2 separate regions of the Mus musculus genome follow, and region 2 is linked to region 1. Evidence: chromatin loops called from intact Hi-C (ENCODE). Cell type or tissue: heart. All regions are shown on one strand. Each heading gives the region's core, and the rest is flanking DNA. Links, peaks and the distances in the headings are about the cores only.

The links. Hi-C counts contacts between places; a loop is a spot of excess contacts. Peaks named below come from ENCODE experiments on the same cell type or tissue, not always from the same donor. Only the 100,000 strongest peaks of a DNase experiment are listed, where the experiment ranks them.
Region 2: a loop joins it to region 1, with 1.9 times the contacts of the local background. A loop is called at or near these places in 6 of 42 quality-filtered maps.

The regions. Positions count from the first base shown.
Region 1 is chr15:58,587,675-58,599,394 of GRCm38, forward strand. It overlaps Fer1l6 (fer-1-like 6 (C. elegans)), which reads left to right. Exons shown (of 41, transcript NM_001370912.1): 19 at 2,716-2,893; 20 at 7,177-7,301. It overlaps Gm36451 (a long non-coding RNA gene), which reads right to left and starts at 9,381. Exons shown (of 3, transcript XR_384120.4): 1 at 9,130-9,381; 2 at 7,961-8,092; 3 at 1,329-1,562. In heart, for the core only: a CTCF peak has its summit at 5,183 (motif pointing right); DNase peaks (open chromatin) are centred at 5,187 and 7,287; H3K4me3 peaks cover 741 bases; H3K27ac peaks cover 2,435 bases.
Region 2 is chr15:58,701,427-58,713,146 of GRCm38, forward strand. No RefSeq gene overlaps it. Among named protein-coding and RNA genes, the nearest start is that of Gm41329, 53 kb to the right of the region's middle. In heart, for the core only: CTCF peaks have their summits at 5,174 and 9,734; DNase peaks (open chromatin) are centred at 5,085 and 6,445; H3K27ac peaks cover 1,672 bases.

The sequences.
Region 1 (11,720 bases), core at 1,127-9,126:
CCACCCTATCTTTCATCCCATGCTGTCAATCAAACCCAGGGCCTTCCAGATATGAATCAAACAATATACAATCAAGTACCAAATTAGATCCTTGGCCTTCTCAATAAACATTTATTTGCTTGAACAAGTTTTCAAATCATCAGGGAAATGATGAAGGGAGATTATGTCTCTTATTACAATTTTTTAAATTACAGGTTGCAGAGTACTTACCTTGATTCAAAGCGGAGTGGGTTTGTTTTATTTATTTATTTATTAGCTGAATACATAACAGCGCCCTTCTTTCTAAAGATTAAATCCCCACTCCTCCACATACCAATCAAGTGCACCCTTGAACTTCACCCGCCCCTCTCACTGTGAGCTCTTCTGGTCAGAAAGCTCTCTGGATCGTTCTTGGAACTGCATAAATGCTCACTGAATATGAGCTTCCACTACCCGATCTATGTTTGTGTTCCTTCCTCCTTCTGGGATGCTCTTGGTTGATCTTACTCTAAGGTACTGACTAAGGGACTCAGCTATGTGTGGTAGTGCCCTCCTATCCACTGGGGGTGTGTTTCAAGACACCCAGTGGGGGCCTAGCATTCAATTGCAATTGCAGTATACATAGTATTTTTTCCTGTGAATACCTATAATAGGGTTTCATTTACAAATTAGAGGTTTATGACAATAGCTAATAGTAAAGTGGAAGAGTTATAACTGTATTCCATAATAAACCTCATCTATGGCTTAATGTGCAGCAGGAGAAACAGTAGCTGAGCACAGCAAGCTGTGAGCTTGAACAATGGATGCCCCTTTCCTTCCCTTGACCAGTGACTCTCAACCTTCCTAATGCTGTGACCCTTTGATACGGTCCCTCATGTCGTGCTGACCCCCAACCATAAGGTTGTTTTGCTACTTCATGGTTGTAATTTTGCTAGTTGTAATGTAAATATCTGATATGCAGGATATCTGACATGTGGCCCCCAAAGGGGTCGTGGCCCACAGGTTGAGAACTGCTGCCTGAGATTTTTCTTGTCCATCACTGGTATTATCTACTGCTCGTGTGTCTGTAATCAAATACCTGACCAGAAACAACATGAAAGGGAAGGAGGGCTCGTTCTGCCTCACGGTTTGAAGCCACACGGTCTGCCACAGCCAGCTGGGGAGGCATGGTGGAGTCTGTCCACAGTCAGGAAGAAGAGAGATGGATGCTTCTGCTTAGCCCACGCGTCATCCCTTTTCTATCTCTGGGATTCCAGCTCATAAGATGGTGAAGCACACATTCAGAGTGTGCCTTACCCTCTCTCCCTCCACTGAATCCTGTGTAAACACTCGCAGACAGCCCAAAGGTGTATCTCACTAATCCATTAGCTGTTTATTAACCCAATCAAGTCAATAATAAAAACTACCCATTCATCACTCCAGTGAGTGCCAGTGTCCAGAGCTCAGCACTTGGAGAACCTGTGTCCCTGGCCCTCAGCATCCGATGCTCCCTGGCTCTGGTCCATTGGCTGAAGCCCAGCGGCACATGCAGTGGTTGGTTGATTGAGTTGTTCCGAATCTGCTTTCGAAACCATCAGAGCAAGCTACAAAGGCAAACAGCTGTGCTCAATTTGAAGTCAAAGCCTCTCCATGGGTGCTCGGGAAGTTGTCTGAACGAGTTCTGGCTTGTGGTAATAGGAGTTTCTGATCTTCCATGGAAAGAACTCAGTGTGGAGAAAGGAGAGTTATTGAGAGGCAACTCTAAAACCTGCCAGAAGAGACACTTAGAAGAGTCAATAGAAGATAGAGAAGTAGCCATGTCTTAAGTGTCATCAGCTCTTGTCAGAAGCCCTGAATACAGCCAGGGCTGGTACTGGGACTGGGTAGGGACAGAGAGATCCCAAACCCCGGTGACTAGGAAACAAAAGAAGCATGTTCAATACGTCAATTTTTATCCTTGTGGTCTTGGGGTATAGAAACTCCCACAAATACATTTGTGCACAGGCATGCACATACACACACAGATACACACACACAGAGACAGACACACACACAGACACACACACACACACACAGACACACACACACACAATATTACATGTGAGGCCCCCACATGGAGAGGAAGCAGAGAGCGTAGGGAGCTTAAAGCCACAGTGCCTAAGGAGGATGAGGGATCTGAAAAATGTGTGCCAGGCAAAAGGGCCTGGGAGAGCAGGCAGGGCTTTCCCTCACACAGAGCATGGGACAGAGGAGCAGGAGAGGCAGTCCTGAATGAAGTGAAGGGGCAGAAACTCAGGCTGCAACCCCAGTATCTAGGAAGGCAAGGCGAACTGAAGAGCTTGAAGAAGAGGCAAGCTGTAGACTCAGAGCCAATAGTCTACAATTGGAATCGCCAATCCTCGGCTCTAGTCATGGGTGTGTGAGTTATAGAGTAAGGGAACAGAGACACTGTCCTCATCTGTGAAACAGACAATGAGCACATGTGTGTGTTAGGCCTACATGATCCAGGACCTGGCAGTGGTTATCAGAATTCGTGCTTAAGCTTCGGGCCTCCAGACCAAGGTTGTCCTCAGGAATTCTGTAATGTGACAACTGGGACCATTTCTTTCAATTGTGTGATGTAGACAGAGCCCTGGGGCAGGGGGTGACCCTCTGTACAAACCTTGAGATATATATCCAGAAAGGATCCACTTTCTCAGAATAGGGTCCATGTTTGCTTTCTGGTGATAAAAGAGTCTTCCTTTTTCTCTCCCCCAGCTTCCTGGGAAACGGCCGCCCGGCTGGACCGTACAGGCAAAAGTTGACATATATCTGTGGCTGGGCTCCACTAGATACTCCAATACTATTTTGGATAACTTGCCAGTGGGCTATGAAGCAGAAATGCCTCCCAAGTCATCGGGCACCCACCACCCCCCATCGGCCCTGCTATACCAAGGTATGGTGTGCCCACAGAGCAAAGACAGGCGGGAGGCAGCTCTGATGGGCTTTCGGGTAAACAGCGGTGGGGACAGCATCCGTGAATTTGTGTTTTAGTTGGGACCAGTTCCCTTGCCTTTTTTCAGGACAATTGCCAAGTGTCCTCTCTTCCAAACAGAAAGCAAGGTTTCATTTAGAAATATTACATCTAAACTTTTTTATGCATTTCTGTGAGGAGAGAGAGAGAGGTGAATTTCTTCAAACATGCTGGGCAGCCATAAAAATGAGTTTGCGTTTTAAGCAGAAAGTTTTTTGTGGTGGTATGACTCATGAAATTAAGGTGATTATTTTTTTCCTTTTTATACAGCATTGAGGTTTGAACAGCGTACATACCCCTTTGGTGACCCAGTGCCACTGGTATTGGTGAAGTCGCTTATGTTTTTCTAGCCCAGTTCCTGGCATGGCTGCTTCTTTATAGGAAGACAGCTTATTTTATGGAATTATTTAAATTCATACGGTGACTTTCATCAGTATCGTGTTTACATTTCAGTAACATTTTAATTGCGTCATGAATATTAATACATCACATTTGCATTCTGCTCTGTTTTCAAAACACTTTAACTTTTGTGCTTTTCTTAGCTGCTCAGCTTCACCTTCATGTCTACAGAAGCTGAGTTTTGAGTTGAGCCAAAACTGGGGACAATGCAGAACAACACACACTCAACACCTCCTCTGTTGCACAACAGCCTTTTGGTATCAGCTGATCTTGACTGCCACAGTATCCTAAGCAGGGCCATAGTGAGAGAAGATGGGGTTCTGGAGATGTGTGTACAGTGGCTCAGCTCACAGAGTCTGCAGTCGGTGTGCAATGTTGGGAGAAAATACATAGCCCTCAGTGCCAAGCATTGTGTCGCATATGCGACACATAAGATCTCGTTCTGGGAATTCTTTAGTTCACAGAGGGGGAGAGTACATTTCTGAGACACCCAGAAATTGCACGAGATCACTCATCGGCTGAAGGGTTGAGAAAACCATTTCCAAACACAACTTTCTTATCTGCTTTCCATTAAACCACTGAGAGCTTTTTTATCTTTGGGCAAATAACACCCACATCAAGTTAGCTCCTGTTTCTGTAGATACAAATATCTACGCAGATGCAAAGCTCCAGACATGTTCACCGTTGCAGCCACTCACAACCCAAAGGAGAGGCCTTTCCGGAGCTTTGAGATGCTGTGTAGCTTGTCCTTTTCATGGTTACCTAATGACCTTCTGCTGAGCACTGACATTGGTGGCGTTGGCTGCCTTCCACACCGACTGGTGAATTTTATGCTCCAGAGGAGAGCCATTCAGCAAATAATTACCTTGCGTCTATATATGGAAGGCATGGTGGAAAACCTGGCAGGGGATGTAGAGAGGAGCAAGAGGGGATCCTAGCTTCAAGTGGGACGTGCAGGTGTGGCTTTAATAACCACAGGGGGCAGGAGATGGGGCCCCATGGTGTGAGGAATTAGGCTAGACTACTCTGAGGAACAGTACTTAGTAAGATTCAAGGTTTCTAAAGAAACCCGGAAATGTAGGCTAAGAAAATGGCACCCCCTGGAGTTGTGTAATGCGCTGCTTAGCTGCTTACGTAGCCTCAGTTGGAAGGACTGCTAAAATCTCCGGGTTAGACATCTCAAGGGCAGTTGGTGTGCATTCTCTCAAGGAACGAGACCATCCCAAGTTGGACTGAGAAATCTGCTGAACTCCGTAGTAACACATGGCTGTCTCCCAGCTGACTCCTGTTGGCGGCGTGTACCTGTAGCATCTGCTGAGCACTGCTTTGTTTACAGCTGTCATCTTAAGGGACGTTCCTGTCAGCAGAGCCCAGCCTGTCAACATCAGAGTTAATTGGTGTCTATGGAGACACGGAGGGCTGTAGAACTGCGCCTCCAAGAATTACTTCTCTCGTTCCACTGGCTTGCCTGGAGTTTGCAGAGCCTTGCCCTGGAAGAACTGGTGTGGACTTAATTGGGCAATGTGGGCAGCTTGGGCTTCCTAATTGGCTGCAGGATTAGCTTGGGGATTGAAAAGGTTGCTACATTCTTAGGCTCCACGCTGGTTCTCATGTAAGCCAGACAGCGGCATGGGGTAGGGAGAGAGAGAAATGTTCAGGTCTCATAACAGTCAATTAAGGAATTACCTTTGACATCCTGCCTTCCCTGTCCCTCCACACCTTCTCTGTCAGAGTTGTTTGCCACCATCTACCTAGGGCAGCAGTCTTTCCCATACCTCATTTGAATCCCTCTCCAGTGTGTGCTGATCTGGCCCTTCAAACTTTCACCTACAGGGGGCACTGTTGTCTGCTTGCATCCAGCCCTTACATCTCTTCTGTCCATTGAGAACTTGACCCACAATTTTATCCTCTGATTGTCTGTTCCTACACACACACACACACACACACACACACACACACACACACGGCCTGTTGTACTTTCTAATGCTCCATGTGCATCTCCAAGGTTCTGAGGTCATGTGCCTTCTACTGTTTCTGACCATTACTCCCACACAAAGTAGTCAACAGTTCTTCTTCCAAATGACCTGACATGACTGATTTTTAAACATTGACTAATCTTATATACTTGCTACAGCCACTTAAGGCTTGCATCCCTGCCCATCCTGTGCTGCCACCTTGAAAGTCTCTGCTCAAAGGACAGGGCCACTGCCCTAGAATTAGCTCCCTTGTACTCGAATGCGCTTTGGTGACTCTGAACTGTTCTCTTGAGAGGGTCTAATCTTACTTCACAGGAACAACTTGTTATGATTTCATGTTATTCTGCTTTTCTCTTCCCCACCATATATTAGACCCTTGAGATCCTGCTGTTTTGCTATGTACACTTCTAACACGCTACTTCTAATTGCTTATGCGAGCTGCCTGACATTTCTCCTATCCCACTGTGATGAGTCCCAGGTTGCTTCCAGCTGCTCCATGGGCAACACTATAACACTCAACAGGAACAGCATGCCAGCATCTTCATGCAACTTCCCAGTAGCAGGCACTGCCCTCAGCCCGTAGCCTCCTAGAACAGCCTCATGGAGAGTTATTAGCCTTTATTTTACAGATGGCTGTGTTCAAGTTCGTGTGTGAGCATGTGTGGCATATGCCTAGAAGTTGCTGGAGGAGGGGGTTTGATGAAGCTTGGGTGAGGGAACACACATAGGGTGTTTGTGTTCTTCATTTAAGTAAGCAGAGCTATTTCAATAGGTCCACAGGGGTTCCTTCATAGAAGTCCCCACGCCAACACAAAGACATGGGCTGTACTAACATCATCCTTTTCAGAGATGTAGAAATGGGTGGGTCAACAGGCAAAGGGGATAGGGGAATGTGAAAACAAGAGGTGAGCTTGAAGAGCCAGGGGTGGTGAGGTCCATGACCAGCTGAACTGCCGTTCTCTACTGAATGCTGACCTCACCAAACCTCTCTCTTTGTCTTCCGTCTATACAACCTGGGCTCACTCCTGCTCTTTGTCTCCCAGGCCCTTTGGTCAGATCCCTCACAGGCCTTCAGCCACACACCCCACCCATGAGATCTGGCTTCTCTTCCCATCTCTGGTCTTTTCTCAGGGAGCTCCCAAGGACAGGGACTGCCTTAGTTCCATACTATCTACAGTGCCTTAGAGATCAAGACCGAAACTCTACAAAGTAAGCACACAAAATGTCATTGGCTAGCAAAGTAGAAGACAGGGTGAATGGACAGTTCCCTATGTCTATTGAGTTTATTGAAGTAAAAGCTATTTGTGAAGCAGCCTTATACACCGGTGTTTGAGCCTGCATATGCATGTGTGCTCATACACATGAGCCCCTGTACACACACACACACACACACACACTGCTAAACAAGACATTCCTAATGAATCATACTGCTTGTTTAAACTTGCGAAAATATGACATTTTAGTGGGGGAAAGGTGGATTTTAGAATTAGGCAGAAGAAAAATCTGGGATTTGCACATTTGGAAAGTTGTTCCATCCATTTTGGGGTCATTTTCTTCATCTATTTGTGGGGAGATAGTTACATATTTCACATGGTTGTTGTGATGATGATTAAGAAACACAACATGGCAATGTGCGGGGTGTTTCTAAAGTACTTGGCACTAGCGCCTCTCCCCTGTCTCCGCACTTTCACCTGGCCTCGGAGGAGGACAGGGCTGGTCTCACTGTTGTCTGTCTGGGGTACACAGCCACCTGTCACTGGCAGACACACATAAACACATACCAATCCTAAAAGCCTATTAACATTTGCACTTTCTACAATTTCCCCACAGCCCAGCATGTCTTTCAGCTGAGAGCACACATGTACCAAGCCCGGGGCCTCATCGCAGCTGACAGCAATGGACTTTCAGATCCCTTTGCTAAAGTCACATTCCTGTCCCAGTGCCAGACCACAAAGGTAACCAGAGAGCCGCTGCTGCTGCTGCTGCTGCTGCTGCAGCTGCTGCTTGGCAGAGCCTGGGAAAGAAAGATAAGGCTCACCCCACATGCCCCGCCCCGCCCCGCCCCTTCCCTCTGCCACTCCCAATGCACAGTCTTGCAGACTCAGAAGCCAATCTGGGTCAAGAAGGACAGGCAGGAGAGGTCTATTGGTTTCCTCGAGCCACTGTGCTAAAGCAGATGGACAAGACTTAACGCTAAGACAAGGGCCGAAAAGACTGAGGAGCCTGGAGCACCCCAAGCGCCTGCAGGGGTGCCAACACCGAGAGTACAGAGGGAATGAGAAATGAGAAGCCAGCATAGACAATGTTCCTGAGACTGGAGTCTGTCATCACCTCAGGGGGACCTACTGGGGAGGAAGGGTCTAGCTTTCCAATCAGGGAGTTATACCTCACCGCACAGCAGCGAGGCTGCTTTGTACAGATGCTATGCTCAAGCCCTCCCCCTGGAGAACCCCCCTTGGTGACCGGTGCTATGTCACAGGAGGCAGGCAGGCGGTTGTTTCCTTGGCTTCTCCCTGTTGCCCACACCAAGCTCTACCTCAGAAAACAGTTCCCAGTCAGCACAAGTCCCACAGGAGGAGATCTCCCCTAAAGGTCGGACTCACCAAAGCCTTACCTGTTCTCGAGTTGTCACCTGGGGAAGGGTAAGACCGTAAGGCCCTCACAGAGAGGTAGGAAACAAAGAGACGCAAGGTCACTGTGTGGTTTGTTTACTCTGCAGCTGCAGTTCTGTCTTTCTAAAGCAGAGCTGTTGTGAAGAAGTGAAAAGTTACATGCATAAATGACGGAAGTGTGGCTGTCATTACACTGGCTGATGTCAAGAGGGCACATTTTTCTCCAAGACCCCTATAACCCAGTTGATGGATTCAACTGTATTTTGATGTATCACACATAGACTGAGAGTGTGAAGGGAGCCAGCATCACGTCCTTTTAGCTAGTTCTTGTTGAGAACTGGCTCTGCACGGGCTCTAGGGTCGGGGTTGGGAGAGATCCCGCTCCTGCATAATGCATGAGGCAGACACGCATGTAGTCCTTCAGGCAGATAGGCTGGTTGTGCTGTGCTGAGCCCGATGTGCTGGGCTGAGCAAGCCCCTATAGGAGCCACGTGGAGAGCTGGAATCATCTGTCTCAGAGAAACCTTGGAGGAAAGGTATGTCCATCCTCATTCACTGGCTAACGGGACCAGGAAGGCAGAAGGCCTTCCTCTCTGCTGGCTTTTGAGAGGACACAAGCAGTGGGGACTGTGCACATGGGCACAGGAGACAGCACTGTCTGTAAAGTGCTTGCCACACAAGCATGAGGAGCTGAGCTTATTAATAAAGCCCGGGTAAAAAGCCAGGCATGGTGGTGTGCACTTTCATCCTAGCGCTGGGGATCTGGATGGAGGTGGGCAGCTTGCTGGGGCTCACTGGCCAGACAGCTCCTACATCAGTGAAGGAGCTTGTCTCAAACAGCAAGATAGATGGCGTCATAGGAATGATACCATGCTTTCACATACATGTTCATGCATGTGCATCTGCACACACATGTATCCCCTACAAGCATGCACACATGTACATGAACATGTATGTACATGAAGAAATGCACACACATGCACATACCTTCAAACTTGTACACAGACAAATACTCAAAATTAACACATAACTAGAGGATTCTGTTTCCCTGGTCCAAATCCAAGATCTTCTACCTTTAGGTCTCATTTCCTTCACCTGTTATAGGAGTGATAGCAACATATACATCTCCCTCACAAAGCATGAAACACCAATGGCTTAAAACAGCTTCTACCTGGCGGCTCGTGGTGGTTGCTACTGCAGCTGCCGTCCCCAGGCAAGAGTAGTCTCAGAAGGTGGAGCCAAGGGCCATCCATGTGCCTCAACCATGCAATTCCAGATCCTCTGGAGTGACCTGGGGAGGTCTGAGTGAGCTCATGGGACAGCCACAGAACTATCCTGCTGGTTTTCATCTCCATACAACATCTTGGTTTAACTTAGATTCAGATCTCAAAGGAACAGATGGACTTGGCTTATCTAATAGTCGTCTGAAAGGGAAATAGGTTCTGTTGCACCCTGGATCTGCCTCTAATTTTGAATCAAGTACCCCATTTTTTACTAATAATAACAGCTGTCACTTATTCAAAGCTCTTGCATGCCAGACACAACAATACACATTTTCTGTACATTGTTCACCGCCCTTTGTGTAAATCAGGGACACATGCTCTTGTGTTCCCATTCTGGAGATAGAATCAGAGATTGTTGCTCAGAGACGGTGGTCCAAGATGGAAACCCAGGTCTCACCAGTTCTGAGATCACCTTTGCCTAGTCACTCTGTTTTGATTTCCGTTAGTAAGCTCCCAGGTTTCCCTCTCCTGTTCAGGTGTTAGGCTACACTGGAGGGCCTGTCTGGGACTGTGGCAGGCCCCCTTCATACTTATGCTGGGAAAGCTGAGCGTGACACCCTGCCAGCCCTGCCGAGCCCACTGCTCATGTGGGCTGGCACTAGGTCCCAGGAGAACTGAGGGTCCGGTGCTCTGAAAAGCCAGCCTCTAGAGGGTGTCCTGCATACCACCCCTCACAGCATGATTTGATGGTCCGGAACATTTCAGAGGGAGGCCAGTCATTGTAGATGCTATGGAGGACTGGGACTTGAAGGATAAAGGGAAAGGGGAAAAGGCTTCTACAGAGGAAGGGTTTGAGAGCTGATGAGGAGAGGAGTCAGATGTGAATAGGAAGGACAGAAGAGGAGGAGGGTGGGGCATCTTAGACAGTAGAGATTTCGAAGCCTGGTGTTACCAACAATGAGACTGATGCCATGAGCAATTAGACAGGATCATGAAGTCTACCAGGGTTGTCATAGGGTAGGCATTTGTGTGTGTGTGTGTGTGTGTGTGTGTGTGTGTGTGTGTGTGTGTTGCAAGGAATTAGACCCCAGGCTTGACAAATACCAGACAGATAGTCTACTCCGGAGACACACCCCTAGTCCTCAATGTTTGCTCTCTTGTGATATGGACTGAGATGGAGTCCATTTAGGGAGGATTGCAAGCATTTATTGAGTGCCTACTGTATACTAGGCAGTGAATATTCTTTACCTAAGACAAATGGGTGTTAGCCCATTTAAAGAAGGGAAACTAAGATTTGGAGACAGTAAGTCACCTGTGCAAGTCAGTCATAGGATAGTTAATTAAACCTGGATTCCATCTAGGGTTTTGCTCCTACTGCTATATTCTGTCCAGGACATCTGACTAGTTGCTCAGTGTTAGTTAAGTCTTACCCTGAACTTCCAAATGATACTTCAAACCAGTGGTTCTCAGCCTTCCTAATGCTGAGACCCTTTAATACAGTTTCTCATGTTGTAGTGACCTCCCAACCATAATATTAGTTTTGTTACTATTTCATGACTGAATCTGTGTTTTCCAAGGGTCGCAACCCACAGGTTGAGTAACACTGTTCTAAACTCAGCTCAGTGTGAGGTTCCTTAAAGAAGCCCCGAGGGAACAAAGCTAATCAGGGGCAGCTGAGCACAGAAGTGGAAGACACTTGTGTGAGCGAGTGAGTAAGTATCATTCTAAAGGGGCTGGGTGACGTCTCACATATGATGGCAACTTGAAGGGCAGGTTAGTTTCCTCTTATCTGTTCATGCAAATGGCTGTCAAGCACCCACTATGCCAAGGTCTCGCTCACAGTAGGTACATGATGAATGAGTGAATGACCACTGAATGAATGTTGGCCTCTGGAGTCTTATTCAATGGCACTCCCAGTCACATGGGAAGGAAGTGATTGAAATCCCCCTGTAGCAAAGATGCCGTGAAGATCGTAGACTGCTTTGACAATACTGTCAGTCACACATGCCACAGAGAACTTGCCTGTCTCTTCAAAAGCGACATAAAGCGTGCGACTTTGCATCGCAACTGTGTCACTTCTGTTTATCAGTTGGTTGAACTTTGGTCCTTTCTATGTCAGAAAAGGTAGATTTCCCCAGAGGCATTATAAAACTTCATTGTATCTGAGACATGAAATATTCTAAAATAAAAACTCCAGAAGGGAGGTGAACTGCAGCCCCACAATACTTTTATGGCTTACATAAAGAGCTATAAAGATACCCTTCAGTGACCGCAGCGCAAACAGTTTAATGCTGTAACTGGAGCTGGCTGGATGTATAATTAGGCTGGCACTTTTATGTGAGTCTGAGGGTGAGTGCAGGCCAGTTCTTTCTTCCTCCCTCCTGGAGTGCACAATAGTGGGTAAGGAAGAGTTCAGAGGTGCGGTGGAAATTTTGCCAGGATCCGGCAGCTGTGGAACACTTTCACTTCTGAAACCCATTTGATTGCACCACTTGGAAAAGAACTATGACCATAGGCTCTTTCCAGTACGAGCTCCACA
Region 2 (11,720 bases), core at 2,096-10,095, 110 kb after region 1:
CTGTGAGTTCAAGGCTAACCTGGTCTACAGAGCGAGTTCTAGGACAGGAAGGGCTTCACAGAGAAACCCTGTTTTGAAAACAAAACAACAAGAACAACCACCCTTGAGAATTTGTTCACCAGTCCCTCCCAGCCATACACAAAGCCTTGCTCATGAACGTTGCCCTGTATCTGTGTGACCAAGAGGGCTATTAGGGGCCAAAGGAAGTCATCCGTGAGAACAGATGTGACCCTGCCTCTGCTGTTTATTTTCCTGCATGAATTAAGCAAGCTGCATGAATTAAGCAAGCTAATCGCTCTGAGTTTCTTTCCATTATACGTAAAATGACTAACTTTGGCCACCACAGCCTGCCTTATCTGCCTCCCAGGGTGAGGACAAAAAGAATAATAATAAAACAAGAACAGTGAGAAATTAACATTTACGTAATGCTCCATATGCCTCTGCTCCTATTCTAAGTGCTTTCTACAAACGTGAGCTAATGTCACAGAAAAACAGGCCAGAAAGGAGTTTTTATTAACTTCAAGTTTTTATAGCCTAAGGCCTCAGGCCTCGGCTGACTGCTCCATTCTTTTGTTCTGTTTTGTTTTGTTTTCTGGGCCATGTTCACAGGGGAGCCTGTGCATTGGGTTCTTCCACAAAACTCAGGTTCTACGGGCTGATGGCTTCTCTTCCTAAACAGTGAAGACCCCAGCAAGTGACTATGACAGTCACTCAGTACAAATTCCCGACATCCATGGCTCTTTTCCAGAGGATACCTAAGATGCTGTCTCATCCCTCAACACTTGGGCTATAGAGCTGTGATTTTTCCACATAGTAACTTCAGAGCAGAACCTATCACTGACTTACTGTGTCTATTCCCAGAGCGGGAATAACCATACAGGTCTGGATGTGCAAGCCAGGGACTTGAGTCTCCTGAAGACACACTGTGGGGTGATTCCTCTCCCTCTGCAGGCTGCTTTCTCCCCGAGTACCTATGAATAAGTGTCTCTTTCTTCTTCTAGGCAATGGAATCTCACTTCCAGAAAACATCTTCCCAATAAACTGATTTGGGAAGCCAAGGTCAGCAAACAGGAACATTTCTCAGCAGAAACCATTCAGTTCTCAGTGTTTGTGCCTTGCTCTCTGTCATGTCCGCCCATCCCTCCTTCCTTCAGTCCCTCTGTCCGTATCTTCAGGATGCTTGTCAGACTTGTACATGGCTGTACTAATTGGATCTGTTTGAAAGGAGCCTTGCCTTCAGAGTACCATGCATGGAAAGCCGGGATCAGAGAGAATTTTTCCAGTTACTGTAAATCTCGCAGCCACCGAGAAGAACTCTAATTACTACAAAAATGGAGCAATGCTTTTTTAGGTTCTAATTAGCTAGAGCTGCGTACTGAGGATCCTTGTGTGTGTGTGTGTGTGCGTGTGTGTGTCTGTCTGTCTGTCTGTCTATCCCTCTGTGTGTGTATACGTGTGTGACTATGTGTGTGTATGTGTGTGTGTCTGTCTATCCCTCTGTGTGTGTATACATATGTGGGTATGTGTGTGTGTGTCTGTGCATGTGTGAGTGTGTCTGTGTGTGTCTCTGTGTGTGTACGTCTGTGTGTGTGTGTCTGTCTGTCTGTCCCTCTGTGTGTGTATACATGTGTGTGTGTGGTGTTTCTAAATAAAATCAGAAAGACTGCTCCAAGGGAGACCATCCCCTAAGCAGAAAGCTAAATGTGAGTCCATTTCCACTTCTTCCAGTGCCTCAAGGCTCCAGCACTCGGCCTATGCAGCTCTTCGCCCCACTAAGGCAGCCCAGCTGTGAGGATCCCTGTCCTCACTTTTCCAAGCCAAGAACCACCTTTGACTCTTTCCCCCACCACATCTGTCCTTAGAGTCCTATGGAGCACAACTCTGACATGTCTGTCCAGTCCTTCTTCCATTATGGTCTCTTCTCCCGCACCTCATTGCCAGCCATTGTGCCTCAGCCTCTTGACCTTTCGCTCTATTTTTGGAAAAACCAAAAAAGTCTCAATTACTTGGTTGAATAATCCCTAGTCTTCCTAGCCCCCACCCCTTGCTACCCCTCTGGCTTATGTTGTGTTTTATTTTGATGCTTATACCTGACCCCACCCAAAATTTTTGCTACAAATAATATTAGAGCTGGTCAGGTCACTCAGATGACACCTCTCCTTTTTATAAAAGGAAAAGTAGGGGCTGGGAGACAGTGGACTGTGACAGGAATCTTGGTAAGATAGAGTGGGTCTGAGACCCTGGTACCCAGGCACCCACCTAAGACGGTTGGCGCCTCCCTGTCCCTGCCAGATTACTGACCCAGACCACGTGACCATACTCCCCACATTGGTCATGTGGCCCAGAACAGAGTTCTCCATCTCATGAGGATATAGAGGCCCTGAGGGTTTAACCAATAAGCTTCCCTTCCCAGACATCCCTCCCTGCAAAAGGTATTTATTTAATCTCTGGTCCACCCTGAGGAGTTGGTAGGCTGAACAGTCAATACATGGTATAGATAAACGTGCACTGTCCCTTTCATTGAGAACCGCCCTGGGGGAGCATAGAGAAGGCCTTCACCTACAGAGCCACAGCCTGAGTCTCCCATAGAAGGCCTCTCTGCACTTCCAGACAACAGCCACCAAGGTAAGGACAGTCGCCACTGGAAAAACCGCACAGGGAAGTAAGAAACAAAGTGTAGGAGGTCCACAGGTCCTCGACGAGGCCAGGAGTTGGTGCTCCCAAACTCCTGGACATCCAGGCACTGCTGGGTCAAGAAGAGTTGGGAACAGAATCAGGGCCTGTGGGCAGAGAGAGCAGACAAGCCTGTGGCCAGGGAAATGGGAGCCCCAGCTCAGCTCACTGGCTTCTCCACTTGTCACTCCTATCTGCCCTCCTTTCTTATCCACCAGCTTTTAGCTCAGGTCATACTCCTCCTCTCCCTCCTTCCTTATGGCTGTTGCCCTACATGAAAATATTTCTTTGTGTTAAACCCTTGATCTACAGTCTGTCCTGCCTGCAAAGTATGCTCAGGCAACGTCAGCACAAACCTGCGGGATTAACAAACTGATGTCTAATTTGACTTAAGGCTCACTCCATGAGATGGAGCCTAAATTTGATACTGCTTGGGTGACCATGAACCAGAGACTAGAAAAGCCAGAGACCTAGGGTAAAACCAAATACTACTGTCTTCAAAACAAAACACAGCAAACAAAACACGACACAAGAAACAATGACTCATAATAATATTCCGCTATATTCATAACTCAGTCATCACCAGAGAAGATTCCTCCTACAGCAGATGGAGACACATAGAGAAACCCACAGCCAAGCATTAAACAGAGAAAGACCTTAGGACGCATGGCTCTAAACAAGATGTCTCCATCAAATCCCTCCCCTCAGAGTTCAGGGAATCCCTTGGAAAAGCAGGCAGAAGGGATGGAGTAGACAGAGCAGGTGAAGGACACCAGGAGACAGGTCCTCTAAAACAGCTGAGCGAAGTTCACATGAACTCACAGAGCCTGACGCAGCAGGCCATGGGTCTGCACCAGGTCCCCTGCATAGATGCTATAGCTATCACTTTGGTACTTTTATGAGACTCCTGGGGATGTAAACGAGTGGGTCTCTGATTCTTGTGTCTTCTCTTGAGACTCTTTTATTTTTCTGTTGGCTTGCCTTGGCTAACTTCAATAGAGTGGTTTTTGTTTTATCTTACCATATTTTATTTTGTCTAGAAAATAAATATGTTTAAGCTATGTTTAGAATTCAGAAAAAGCAATCTCACAGCTTACTTTCATTTATTGATTCAACTAAGCTTTTAAGCTAAATAAATTAGAGTTTCTAAGAAAAAAATTTTCCTTGTGTTTACCCAAGGCCCAACTTGAAGCCTGGGATGGCCTCTGTCTTGATTCATGTCACTTATTAGCTCGGCAACTTTAAGCAACTTATCTAACATCACTCACTTTCTATGTAGAAATGATGCCTCCTGTCCCTGACTTACAGGCCGTTTTGAGAATTGTCTAGCTATGCACAAGGTGCCTAGAACACTGTTTGGCCCATACCCATAGGAGGAACTCAATGCAGGTTTCGTTTCCTTCATACTCTGGGAAAGGAAAGCACAGGCGTCCAGACACCAAGTGCAAGCACCAGAAAAGAAGCACAGGGGGAGACAATGGGGACTCGGCTCTCAATGGTGTGTGTGCGGTTGTGTGCATATACGTATGCATGTGCGTGTGCACATGTGTGTATGTGCATGTGTGTGTGTGTGTGTGTGTGTGTGTGTGTGTGTGTATACATGTGTGTGTACAGGTGTGTGTATATGTGTGGGCAAGGCTTGACCTCACTCTAGCAGAGCTTCACTTTTGGGGAAAACGGCTTTTCTTTCAAGAGCTCCTGTGAGGAACACCAGATGTGTACTCTGTTGGCTATGACTTTGCAGATGGCGCATCACTGTCACTGGACTCAGGGTAGAGGACATGGAGACAGACTTCTCACATCCAGAGTGGGATTGGGATGGACGAGAATAATACACCTGAAAAAAAGGATATGTTCTCAAGGAGGAATGGAAGGGGTCAGGGTGAGGAAATGGTGTCCATTCGTGGAAAAAAGCATGGGACAATACAGAAGAGCTTGTGATGAGGCTCATAATACTGTGAGCCATGTGTGTCCCTTCCTGGTTGTAGAGATGGAGCCTTAATTACAGTTGTGTCCCCTACACCTGTCCAGAGTCAGGTGGCCATGAAATATGGAGTTAGCATGCTGGCTGGCTGGAGAACGAACAAGGTAAGCCTGTTGTCCCTCCTGTTGATGCTTCTCTGCACAGGTTCCATTTGGTTCTTCCAGCCTAATCAGGGGAATGGCTACCAAGTGGCCCACCAAGAAATCTGGCTTCTGTTTGCTTAGCTATTTGCATCTTAGAATGGTCTCTCTGAGACTTGCCCATTCTCCTTTGCCTCACTTGGCTTCTTCTCTTCCAAGTTTCTGTGCTGCTATTTATAAACCTCACTTGTGTCAAGCTCCTGGGTCCTGCCTACCGCTCTCCTCCCTCCCTCCTAGGGGCAGAATGTTCTAGTTAACCTGTGCTTCTTTGGCTTTCAGAGGAGACACAGGTACTCATGCCAATGCTTTACAGCTCGGCCCAGCCCCACCAGATAGATGGCAGCTTTTCCTGCTGGTCCATTCCGTTACTGCCTCAAAGATAAAGGTCATTTCACTGATTTATTCATTGAATGCCTGGAAGGCAAGTGGCCACTAGAAAAACTGATAGACTTGGCCAGAGTCTCAGACTCACAAGCCAACCATGCAAAATTCAACTCTTTGAGCTGTGGATAAACTCTGGGTGTCTTCTCTCAACCAGATAAAAACTACCACCTTCATGTGCTAGGCCCTGTACAGGGTGCTGGGACACTGTGGTGACAAAGGTCAGTCTCTGTCCTTGCAAGGTTAAAGGAATCCATCCCAGCACACACCAGCAGCACAGAGTTACCACCTGGAGATCAGAATGTATTATACCTGGCATGACCTTGGTCAGGCTCCAAACGTCCTAGGGCTAATTTCCAGAGTACTAGCTCAGGGGAGCAACTAAATAAAGGTTCTGGAAGTCATTTGCATTCACAGAAGCTTTTGAGCTCTGGTCTGGGAATGTAGCTTAGTGACTGGGCATTTTTATAGCATCCAAAGGACGTGGGCTTTATTCCTAGCTGTGCAAACAAACACAGTTTTAGAGCTGGAGAAACCTTGACATTCATCTTAGCTCCCAGAGAAAGAAAATAGATCTGTGTAGCCAAATCATCACTGTGATGTTCAAAAGGCTTCCAAAAATGGCCATTTAAATAATCCATAGCATTTACTATGGAAAAAGGAAAGACCTTGAACAGGTGCATGTGAGGCCCTGAGCCTTGTACTATGACCACATGCAACTTCCCAACAACATTGTGAATGTTTCCACTCCATTTTGCATCTAAGGAAACTGAATCGCAGACATTCTAAGTGGTGCTTAAGGCCTCAGAACAGTCGGATAATGGATTGAAGAGTTAAACTCACCTAGTTTCCGCAGCTTCTCTTCCTAAGAAAATGTAAATGTATTGAAGTCATAATATTGACTGGGTCAATGATCTGAGTTTTGTTCTTACATTTACTACCGACAGGTTATTTGACCTTGTGAAAGCCTTTTCATTTTACCAGGACTTAATTTCTCAGATTGTAAATGGCCTCCAAAGGCCACTCTGCCAGCATATGCCCAACACAGACACCATTACAAGAGCAGGCCAGTTCTAGTTTCTCTGACTTCAGGCCATGCTGAACTCAGAACTTCATGCAGCTGCCCCCAACTGATTACAACTGACACGAACTCAAACTTGTTTGTGCTGTGTGCTCCTTAGCCCTTGCAGACTCTGGCCCTGGTATTTTTGGCCTTAGTCTGCAGCTTATCTGTGATTGTACAGAGCAGAATGCTGCCAGATGTAGAGCCCTATGTCCTGACTGATCATAGGCTATGTCCAGAACCCCAGGGGACGGGCCTCAAGGTAGAGGGTAGTAACCTCCATTGCTCGCTTCATACTGATGGGCATCTTCCTCAGCCCTGACATGCCTGGCACCTCCCACAGCTCTCCTTCAGCTGTCTCTAAAGTGCATTAATATGGACAATGAGGCTCAGAAGAGGTTTATGGAAAAACACCACAGTCCTTGGAAGCTGATTAGTTCACAGGCCAAAAGAGTGGGTGCATGGGGGAGGGGTATGCAAGCAAGACAGTCAGTCTCTGCAGAAATGACAAGCGAGTCTGTGAGCAACCTGGGAGCAGAGGTTACAAGGGCATGGAAAAAAATCAGAACAAGGTTGAAATCTGATGCTGAGCTGACAAGCAGCTATCTGATGCTGTGCTGTTGAAGGGAGCCTGTCACCCAGAGGGAGCCAAGCAACTGCCAATGGCCAAGCTGCGGGTGGCCCAGACCTCAGCGGTGCCGGGAGCTTCACATAATAAGCAAAAGCCACTTTGTCCTGCCAGTAGCCAACATGGAAGACAGGACTATTTTTTAAGGTGTCTGAGACTAGTGTCAAGTTACCCCAGAATGTCAAGAGGCCACATAACTTACCAGATAGCTCAAACAACCAATTCATCTCATCACTTGGTGAATCTGGGGAGGGGTAGGGATATCGATACTACTTTACAGAAATAGCGGGCTGGTGAGATGGCTCAGCGGTTAAGAGCGCCGACTGCTCTTCTGAAGGTCCTGAGTTCAAATCCCAGCAACCACATTGGTGGCTCACAACCACCTGTAATGAGATCTGACACCCTCTTCTAGAGTGTCTGAAGACAGCTACAGTGTGCTTACATATAATAAATAAATAAATATTAAAAAAATAAGAAAAGAAAGGTAATCAGCTCTTCATATACATTAATCTCTCTCTCTCTCTCTCTCTCAGGACAAAACCGGCAAAAACACATAAAAGACGATCTACCTGTTCTTTCGTTACCCAAGGGCCATCAAACAAGTACCTTTAACTTTGCAAAGACTGGCGATCCAGTTAGAACAGTGTCCTTCAATGGACGCTATCAGCATTTTGGATGGGGCAGCTCTAGTGGCAATATCAGGATTACTGTCCCTATGCACAGAATGCCAGAGGGTCCCATAAGACACTGTAAGGCACCAAGATGCCCATATGACTTTGCAGTGCTTTCTCGGTGGGTGGAAAGACTCATCCTCAGTAGAAGGCTGTTGTCACAGATTCCCATCAACTTCTCTCTCCTGCTCTTTTCAACTCACTTCAGACCAACGACAAAGAGAAATCAGAATCCAAGGACAGACACAGAATAAAAACAAACACAGCGAAGGTCTAAGCACATGGGAGTGACAGGGAGCAAAGCCTAGGAGAAGGGGAGATCCTGCCTAAGAGTATGGCCAGGGACTGCTCTGTGGTGAGTCTGAACATAAGAGCAGAGAAGGAGGCCATCAAGAGGAGAAAGTGAAACCCCAAATGATCCATTTCCCTCCCATAGGGCCATTCTGCGAGCTGAGAAGCCCATGGAAAAAGGATGACTTAAAAATAAGAATCAGGGAACAGACATCAGGATATCAGACCGAGATGAGCTGTCTGCTCATGACACAGGGATTTACCCTCCATTTCTCGGTTGCCCCAGGAGACTGTGGGAGGCCTCCACTAGCTACTTCCTAAAGTCAGAAGCAGCAAGTGACTGCAAGAAGGGAGGGCACCTGGACCTCTGTACATCACTGTATGCTTGATTGTGCCTCCAGCCAGAGTTGGCCCTGACTGGTTTCTTTGAGGTGTCTGTCTGTGGCCATTCCTAGATGCAGGAACTGCTTGCCAGGCTCACAGCCACTGAGTCATTTGTCCTGATGACACCAAGTCCACTTCTTTCCCAGGATGATCACTGCCAAGCGCCCAGATCCTTGACGGTGGTGAGTGCGGCATCCATCTCAGGGAGGGCATGTGTCAGTCAGGCTCAAGGCAGGCGGGAGGTATGGGAACAGAGCCTTTGCTGCCTCTATTGCTAGCTGAGATGTCTGGAAGCATCATTGAAGGTCATCATGGTCTATGGTGCAGGTGTGGGAGTTCTGTGTCAGTACTTGCTTATTTACGAGTGAAGAGGGGCCACCACTCTTTAATGATTAATTAAAGATTAAATTAAATTAATTAATTTAAGGATGATTTAATATGTGTGAGGTCCTGGGCTACATTGGTGAGGTACATTCACTTCAAGTAATTCTTCTCTCACTTCATGAATTGCCCTCTATTATTCCTACTTTACTAAGGAAGGGTTTTAGGATTAAAGTGTTTAGTAGCTTCTTTAAAGCAATACACCTAGCCGGTGCCTGTGGTAAGCAAGATAATGCCTCCCTCTGATGACCCAAGTCCTTAGACTCTGTGAACCTAAGTTTGATTCCGTGGCAAAGGGGAAGATGGCAGATAGGAATAAAGTTGCTAATCATCTGACCACACAACCAGGAGAACGTTCTAGATAATTGTAAGTGCTTCCGGAGTAAGCAACAGTGTCCTTACACATGAACAAAAGAGATGTAGATGGGAAAGAATTGTGGCGAGGCTGGCTTTGATGCAGGGGTGGGTGTGTAGAAGGGCTGTGACTCCAGGGAATGGGTGTCAAATCCAAAGGAAACTCCATTTTCCCAAATTCTGGCTATTAGACAAAAGCCAGCATTCCCAATAGAAGCTGAGTTCTATCAAAGGATCTACTTCCCTGATCACTTGCTAAAGGGACAAATGGCTATCTGTGGTACCTGTTAACATACCACAGTACTTGCTGGCCTCCAGGCTCTCTCAGTATCCTAAGTACCTGTTACACACTTCAGAGTCTATGCAGGCATCCTGGCTCTTCTTAGCTCTTCTCACCTCCCCGCCACCACCACCCCAAACTACCCCCAGCTCAGCAGCTTCCTTCTCTGCAACAACTCATGACTTCCTATAACCCTGCCATTTTCCTTATGCTCTCTTTGTCTTCTCTTGGTCCTCTCTGTCTGTGTATCTCCCCCAACACACCTCCTGCTCCTGCTTCTCTCCTGGTCAGATCTCTGCTGGCCACGGTCAATCTTCTACTCTTTCCATGCTCTGGACTCTTCCAGATGCCCCTGGTTGTTTTTGCTCTTGTAGCTATAATAAAACATTCCACTTAACCAAACCATGTCATCATGGCCATGTCATCAGTTTATTCAGGAAGCAGCCTCTAGAAGCTGGTGAGGCGAAGAAAAGAAGCTCCCCCTGGAGTCTCCATGAGGAACGCTGTCCTGTTGACACTTGGGTTTTAGCCCAATGAAATCAATGATATACTGTTGAGCTATAGTGTATAGAAATTAATGTGCATCATCCTAAGCCAAGTTTGCTGATAGCTTGTTGTGGTGGCAACAGGGAGCTAATACAGTGGGCTATTCTGGTTTGAACTCAAATCTCCCTTGCTGCAAATATGAGCTCCTAACCAATGCACCAGATTGATTTGACTTTGCTAGGCATACTTGTTGGGATTCACACCCGGGACAAACAGCTAAAGGTGCATATTTACCATACCAAAGTGGACCTGGCTGCAGGTTCTCCCAGCATCCCTCAGTCTTTACCTGACATACCCTGCCCTCTACCCTGAATGTTCCAGTCCAGGGACTGGGCTTTCCCTCCCTCAGACATTTTAACTTCTCTCTTTCTCTCTTTCTCTCTCTCTTTCTCTCTTTCTCTTTCTCTCTCTCTCTCTCCCTCCCCCCCCCCCTCTCTCTCTCTCTGTCTTTGACTCTCTCTGCATTTTCTCTCTCCCTTTGTGTGCATGCTTTTTTCTCTCTTTCTCTTTCCCCTCCTCTCTGTCTCCCTTCCCATCGCAACTTCCCTGGCCTTGTTCCTTTGGACCAGCAAACCTACCTGAGAGTTGGTTCCCAATAATCCTGCCTTTATATACTCATTTCATTGGTGGATAATGACTTATTAATCCCAAAGGAAAATTAACACTGGTAGAGAATGTATCTTTGGATTATTGTGTTTGAGTTTCCCAAATTTATTGATCTGGTGATCTAAAAGTCCACCCAGATTAGATTATATTTAAGAAGAAAAGAAGTCCTTTGGATGGCCCAGTATGGCTTAAGCAACTCTGGCTGTCAGCTCTTCTAAGCAGTTGCCACATATTACTGTGCATTAAACTAATGCTGGAAGGTTCTGGGAAATTATATGAAGCCTCATGGGACCACCATACCAAGGGCACACAGACCTCTCAGCTCAAGACATCTGTCTTAGGCAAACAATGGCCCTTGTTTTGCCCCTGGGCCTTAACAGAAGCTTAAAATCAGATCATGCAGGTCCTTGCTACTTAAGCATCGTATTGTAGACTAAGATCCCATTTGGAGAGGAATATCCCACTGACACTCAAGAACTTGCCTTAGGTGTCAGGACCCTCTGATGCTTCTTATCAAGGTGTGAGTAGATAGACTTCTCCACTCTCCAGACTATCCAACATGCCATTGATGTGACAAACTGAAATAAAATCCCTTCCAATGGTGAGATGAGATGGCCAAGTCTCCTATGCACTGATGCACGACCAAGGCAGAACACTGAACACGACCTTGGAATTAAGCAGTGAAGGTGGACTGTCTGTTGTGTCTTGTAAGTCAAATCAAACTGCTTCGTGATCCGTCTTTCCACTGGAGTTGGTAAACACACATTTTCCTAGTAAGTAGCTGCCCCCCACCCCAAGGGGACCAGAATCCCTGCTGATTGATCCATTACAGTAAGTAAATAACACCTGGAACAGGTGCAATGGGGATGTCTTCCAGATTAAGCTTGTGATAGTCTGCACCAAGATGATGAAGAAGGAGAACTATCCTTGAGTATTTCACAGACTCTGATGATGCCACAAACCTTTGTACCCTCAGGAAAGTGTTTCTGTTGACAGTTGACTCTTCTGGAAGCTTGGGGTGGGGAGATATGGGGGTGGGGGTGGGGAGGGCAGCTCTGGGTGCTTCAATATAACATCCTTGTGTTACAAATCCTCAGATAAGGTTCTCCTGGGGGGGGGGGCTGAGCCCATTTATTCCACTATATGCTATAGTACTAAGGAAATAACAGAGGGTTAATGTAAGCCCCAGGGAGCCAACTGTCAGTAGAAATTGAATTGATTAACCCACAGTAGTATGTTCTGTCAGTGGAAACTGCTGGTAACATCAAAGCCAGTGTCAAAGCCCTAAAACCTGGAATAAATTTTTTCCTCTCAGAATACCTGAATCCTGTAAATGGC